Regions from separate parts of the Homo sapiens genome. Here region 1 is linked to region 2. Evidence: chromatin contacts called from ENCODE Hi-C or POLR2A ChIA-PET data. All regions are on one chromosome and are shown on one strand. Each heading gives the region's core, a stretch centred on a gene start or an enhancer-like site at or near the end of the contact. The rest is flanking DNA. Distances are from core to core; before and after follow the strand shown.

What was found. A loop is a pair of places that touch in the nucleus more often than their neighbours do. ChIA-PET counts read pairs that join two places held with the same protein, here RNA polymerase II (POLR2A). Pooled maps may share reads with other maps.
Region 1: a pooled map shows a loop between it and region 2 (5-fold over the local background). The contact joins the enhancer-like site here to the promoter of LINC02084 in region 2. A Hi-C loop is called at or near these places in 1 of 50 pooled maps. POLR2A ChIA-PET finds 5 or more read pairs at or near these places in 5 of 52 experiments (A549, A673, H1 and 2 more).

The regions. Positions count from the first base shown.
Region 1 is chr3:27,532,521-27,535,773 of GRCh38, forward strand. No RefSeq gene overlaps it. Among named protein-coding and RNA genes, the nearest start is that of SLC4A7, 50 kb to the left of the region's middle. RefSeq lists enhancers at 84-1,026, 1,027-1,970 and a silencer at 1,338-1,632. Within about 2 kb of position 1,916, at least 26 of the 41 ENCODE cell types and tissues checked have a DNase peak (open chromatin) inside an H3K27ac peak, as active enhancers do.
Region 2 is chr3:27,711,185-27,714,578 of GRCh38, forward strand. LINC02084 (long intergenic non-protein coding RNA 2084) reads left to right here and starts at 1,735. Exons shown (of 2, transcript XR_007095851.1): 1 at 1,735-1,858; 2 at 1,973-3,216. It also overlaps the pseudogene KIAA1143P2. RefSeq lists enhancers at 1,548-2,233, 2,905-3,394.

The DNA of each region.
Region 1 (3,253 bases), core at 666-3,165, 180 kb before region 2:
ACCCGGAACAGGGTCTCTGAGAATCTCCGGATTGGAAAGTAGAGAACTTTAGCCCCAGGCCTGGGCCTTGCCTCCAGCACAGACTCCCAGAGGTTATTAGGCCTTCAGCTGGTGCTTCCTAAGTAGAAGGGTATTGTTTCCTATCCAGTCACCGATCCTTTTGTGTGCCCTCCCTTGGTTCAGAATCCCAAAGAGAATGAATGGGAGAACTCGAGTTCTAAATTCTGTCTTAGAAGCACTCAAATACAGTTTGTAGGGAGACTCCAAACTGGTCTCTCACTACCCTGACAGCCTAAAAACGCAGCTGGAATTTTGCATTCTCTTCCCCTAACCAATTAGTATATGCATTTCAAATACTATGCATAATATGCATATTAGTATATACAAGATAGGCTAAACACTGTGTGAAACTAAGAAGGTAAACCCTCTCCTAGCTTACAAACAATTGGTACAATTAAAAATATTTGACAATGGTGAAGGCATGGGCAATGGCTATTTACAAATCAAAATATAAATATTTTAATATTTTAGTAATAGGCGTGGTGGTACCAGTGTGTCTCAGTTAAATAGTAGTCTTGCCCCAAAGCGCTTTTGAATGCTTTGCCACCTATGCATCAGTGGATTCAGGAATGTAATGAGAGTTCTCAAAAGTAATGGAAGCAAAGCCAAGCAAGTCTCCCACTCCACACATCTTGCTTTTCCCTTTCTGTGTTGAGCTTTGGATCTTCCACAAAGGGGACTGGGTGCCCCTGCGGAAGTCCAGCCAGGGAGTAGTCAGACCTGGGGGGAGAGGATGGATTACAAGCCTGAATTTGCCTTCCCTACCAGACAAGCTCTGGCTTGAGGAATAGAGAAGTGAAAGAAAAAAGAGGTGCTTCGACTCAGTTGGAGACAGGGAGGGTTATGAGTGGAGTGAAGACAAGGCTCTTAATTCAAGCTGCCTCAAATTACATTTGTCCACACACGCAGCAAAATGCTGCTTAAAAAATAAATGAGGTTAATTTCTCTTTACGGGTTCCCTTTCATCTCAGGGTTTCAAAGCACTTTGCCACAAAAGATCCTTTATCTTCACAATTCTTTTTTTATCTAAATATAAACAGAGGGCCCTAAGTTTATATTTAAAGTTCAGTAAAGCCCTAAACTTTGGAAAGAAAAGGTACTTTAAAAATTCTTTTATCATTATAAGATCCAAGTAGCCAATCAAGGACCACACAGACAGAAAATCCACATTCAGATGAAAGGCCACACCTCTGCTCAGATGACCTGCGTGCTAATTAAAATCACAATTAAAACAAGCAGAGGGGATGGAGAGTGGTGACTTAACTTGCCCTTATCCCAGCAGATACACTCACAACTGACTCACACAGGATACATCGGATTTTCTCCAGCAGGCATTTGGAAAAAAGCAAAGAAGAAATTCTAGTTTTAGCTGCCCTCCATCTACTAACCCAGTAAACTCCATCCCTGGGTCGGTGACACATCCCTGACTCGCAGCCACCTCAGCAGAGCCCCATTCCGTGCAGGAAGAGCCAGCTTGGCCTCCTGGTGATGGGAATGTTGTTTGCATATGCATTTTTTCAGCAAAAGAAAGTCTCAAAATCTCCCTGGTTCCAGGGTGTGAGTCATTAGTGGGTGTTTGTTTTTTGGGTTCTGAGTGTGAGTCACCACCTTTCCTGCTGTTGGTCTTCTCAATCCTAGGGTAACAACTAAAAAGCGATGACTAGAGATGCCTGTGATGCTTAAAAGCGGACACCTGGACATTATTCATTTGGCAATTGTATCAACAATTAATTTTAAAGTTTGTTCTTTTCTCTGTAAACAAGTGTATAACGTTTATAAATAACAGTGGGAAAGAGGAAGGTGGGGGAAGGGAGAGAAACAAATCTAAAAAGGATATGACTGAGGTAAACGGAAGTAGAGTCTAGTCAAAGCCAAAATAGACAACTGCCTGTTTGTCAGCTAGAGGAGGGCCGGGGCTGGTGATGTTGACCAAACTCTATACATGAACAAGCATCTGATGCTGCTCTCTAGGACTTTTCCTCATTAGCCTGGGAGTGTGCGTCGGGAGGGCAGTCAGGAGGGACTGCCAGTGTTAACCATCAACTCTAGAATCTGAAAGAACAACATGGCTTTGAAATGACATCTTCCGGCCGGGTGCGGTGGCTCACGCCTGTAATCCCGGCACTTTGGGAGGCCAAGGCAGGCAGATCACAAGTTCAGGAGTTCGAGACCAGCCTGACCAACATGGTGAAACCCCGTCTCTACTAAAAATACAAAAATTAGCCAGGTGTAGTGGCATACGCCTGTAATCCCAGCTACTCAGGAGGCTGAGGCAGGAAAATCACTTGAACCTGGGAGGTGGAGGTTGCGGTGAGCCGAGATAGCACCATTGCACTCCAGCCTGGGAGACAGAGTGAGACTCTGTCTCAGAAAAAAAAAAAAGAAAAAAAAAAAGGACATCTTCCTGATGTTCCTCCCATTGGTGCTATGCCTGGTACCGTTTAGTACTGGGAAAGGACCTCAAGACCACCCAGAATTCTACAATGGAGAATGTTCTATAAAGTCACGGTGTCATGCCAGGACCAGGAACCAAAAAACAGCAGCTTGAAAACCAGTGATTTGACAATTTGGGCTACCCTAACGGCTAGTTTTTATTTCAGTGACATTGGGCAATAAATCAAGCCATTTAAGATGGTTGAAAGAAATCAAGATGACCACACACACACACACACACACACACACACACACACACACACAGAGCAGGTTTTGAGCTCATGGAGGACTCAACCTGGATTTGACTCAGAGAAGGCATTTGGCCACAGGCATTTCAGTTTGCTTTCAGAAAGTGAGGAATTACAAATGAAAAAAAGCTCTGACTTTTCAGCTGGTTTGAGTGTGGAAATCAAAGCTTGGCTTTTTTCTACCCAGAGGAGTCTAGGTACTCTGTGTCATTTCTAGTATATAATTACAATATATCTGTATGCCCACATATTGTCACTATATTAGGTATTTTACAAAGCCCAGAAAAACAGAGCCTCTGTCCTGGTGTTCCAAATGTTAGTCAACCTATTTAAACTCTTGGTAACAATGCTGAGGTAATGAAAATGAACTCAGCTGCCACTGTTGGCACAGACACAGCGGAAGGAAGAAGTATTATTTGATTCAAAGCATTCTCATTTAGGGGAGAAAAAATTATAATGCATATCACCACTAAGTGGAAAATAAAGATTATAAACTTGGAGTTGTATTCCTG
Region 2 (3,394 bases), core at 485-2,984:
CAAGAACAACTTTATGAGACAACCAGAAAAACGTACCTGGATATTTCCCGATATTCAGAAATGATTGTTGATTTTTTAGATGAGATAATAGCATGACAGTTATATATATATATATATATATATATATATATATTTTTTTTTTTTAAAAGAGTCCTTTTCTTTAAGGGCTGTGTACGGAAATAATTGTGGATTAGAGGACAGGAATTTCGGGATTCGTGGCAGAAAGAGTGGAGTGGGGATTACAGGAAGAAATAAGAGAGGCCATGGATTGATGGTTATTGTAGCTGGTAGTGGACACATGGGGGTCCATTGCTCTCTACTTTTTCAAACTGCATAATATTTGTAATTATTTCTGAATTAATAAAAACTTTCCTTTGCTAATGCATCTAAGTTTACTATCATACATGTTATAAAATTAGTAATTAGTGATACCTACTAATATTCGGAACTACTCAACAGTTTACAAAACAGTTAAATTTATAATCTCATTTCTTCCTTCTCAGTACTCTTTGCCGGGATAGGTGCTGTTGGAATCCCCACTTCACAGATGAGGAAATGAAGTTCAGTGAAGCTAAAGACAATGCCGCTGTAAGGGGCGGCGGACTAGAACTTAAGTCACAGAACTCCAAATTCCAGGCTCCTTCCCCTACACTAAAAAACTTTTAAAGAAGCGTAGGAGTGTGGGGCTCAGCGGCTCACACCTGTAATCCCAGCACTTTGGGAAGCCGAGACTGGTGGATCACCTGAGGTCAGGAGTTGGAGACCAGCCTGGCCAACATGGTGAAACCCAGCCTCTACCAAAAATACAAAAATCAGCCAGGTGTGGTGGCGCACGCCTGTAGTCCCAGCTACTCGGGAGGCTGAGGTAGGAGAATCACTTGAACCCGGGAGACGGAGGTTGCAGTGAGATCGCGCCACTGGGTCCTTTTTTTTCTTTCTTTTTTTTTTTTTTTTTTTTTTTGACGGAACTGTTCAGGACCTGACAAAGCAGCAGCTTTAAGAGTGGAGGAGCTCTCTTCGGCTGGGGAGATCCTTACTCTCCATGGCCACCAGATGGCGAAGGCTGCCCGCGGCCCAGAAGAGAGAGGAGCCTGCAGACCCGCGCGGAAACTCTGCTGCGGGACCTGGAGGCCAAGGGTGAGGCGTGGGGTCCTCCTCCACTCCAACTGTGTGGGGAAACCTGGGTAGAACTTAAAGTTACAAAAGTCATTGTGCAAGCCCTGCTGTCCCCACAAGGGCTTATAGGAAGGGGTTCGGAGCTTTTCAAGGAGGCAGGGGAAAATTAAACTCGTGTCTCTTAATGTGTATTTGGTGGGAGGGGAATGCTGCCTGAAATAATGCATTGCTTCGGCGGCGGTCAGAGATCCATGTGACGCGGGGGCACTTTAGGGACCATTGCTGAGGGCCTGGTTAGCATTTGGGCAGCTGAATCCTTCCCTTGGCGAACTCCATACGTGCCCTCGGCGACACACAGAGGACTCCCAGAGTTGAAGAAGGGGGTGGATGTGTGTGTGCGCACTCGCCCACGTCTCGTGTTTTACTTTTCATTTAAGTCGTAATAAGGAGAAATTCGATGACCAGCAAGGCTGGAGTCCCATCGTCTTGTTGGGGGAGAGGGGGGAGAAGAAAAAGGTGCCTGTAACTTCAGACTGTCCAAGATATCGCTTAGCTCCTGCGCCCGGAAGAAAATCCAGCGCAGGTCGGGTTCCGGCGCGCGGAAGCCCTGCGAACCCCAAATGTGTGCGCTGAGCCGAGGCCTCTAAGCGGTAGGAGAGAATCTGACCTCCGACATTCTTTTCAAGACACGCGCCGGTGGACCGGGTCCTGGGATTGGCTTACTCCCGGGCTGGACCTTGGGGTTCGCATATTTGAAAGCGTAAACTTGAGGAATGACGGCGGGGTGATGGGTATTTTATAGAGTGGGACTCAATCGTGCTCAGCAACAGATTTCTCCAAATTCCCTTTTAAAAAGAGCCTCCCAGAGCTGTCGAAATCTCCGCGGGGTGAAAGCTAAACTTTTGGAGTCGCTGTGTAGCCGGGTAGAGGACACGGCGGCGCGAGCCGGAAAGATAAGTGTCCAGGCGAATGGGAAAGGAAAGATCTTAATTTTTGTTCCTACTGTTAGCTGAATGTCCATAAAAATCAAAGGGAATGCGGGGAAGTTTTTATTCCAGAGCGTTTCCATGACACCCGCAGAGATTTAAAAAATTACATTCCTCCCCCTACGCAGGTTTAATTCGGAAAGAAGAGACTGCAGAGGAGAGGGAAGACCGTGAGTCTGCTTTCACCTAGGTTTAAAGCGAATCAAAGACGGCTGTAAAAAGGGAAACCGGGACCAAAAACAGATTTGGAGCCTCGAAACTCTCCATTGAAGGTTTGGAAGATACGTTGCTGCAGACTTGAAACCGGCTCCAAATCCGGCCCAAACATGGGCTGAAAATATGGCGCGCTAATCTGCTGCTTCCCCTCCTCCTCAAGTTCTTTCTGACTCTTCCCACCTTTCCCAGTTTCCCTTCCAGACGTCTGCGGCTCCCCACTCCACCCCCAGGATAGCTACTCTACATCCCGACAATTCCCAGCTTCTACACCCAGGAGGAGGAATTCTGGAACCACCCAGAGCGAACTCGTGCCGGGGCGGGGTGGGGACCGGAGGAAGGTCCTGCTCCGAATTCTCTCCAGAGCAGAAAAGAATTCTAGAGGCTACATGTGGGCTGCTTTCCCCCCTTCTTCCTTTTTTCCCTCGCAAACCAACAACCAAAAAGTGTTTGGTGATGGAAAGAACACCAGTGGAAAACGGCAAATAACAGTATTTCCAACTCCGAGTCAGGTCCTCTTTGCACTGCTTTTTCCTGTTTCATTGCAATTTATTGATTTTATTGTGGTTTTTTGTTTATTTGGGGCAAGAACGGAGATGTGAACCAGGACGAGCCAGCAGACCCCCGAGCCAGTATCTCCTCCCTGGGCAGGGAACACCGCCTGCACCGGTGCATACTAGGAGACCCTGGCGGAGAATGTAAACAAACCGGGCGCCGAGCCCTTGATCTTTATTTAAATAGAGGCTTGTTTATCGGTGTCATCCTAGGAGGATTAATTAGATACATCTCTTCACAATTTGGTGTCTGACACTCCATCTTAGGAATGCCTTATCATAAGGTGTTAATTGGGGCCACTCAGCCACTTACGTTTCTATTAAACACTGTGAGGGACTTTTCACAAGTACCAGGTTCTTTTTTACTGTACGATGCAAAAACATACAGGACCCGAAATAGACTAGGGCCAGAATCTGCTATATCCCGGCAGTGATTAGCACTTTGGGGCTTTCTAGAGGGCAGAAATAGGAGAGCACTGTTTTCGAAATTCCATCGCATCTCCCAATATTCGGTGGTTGGATGCA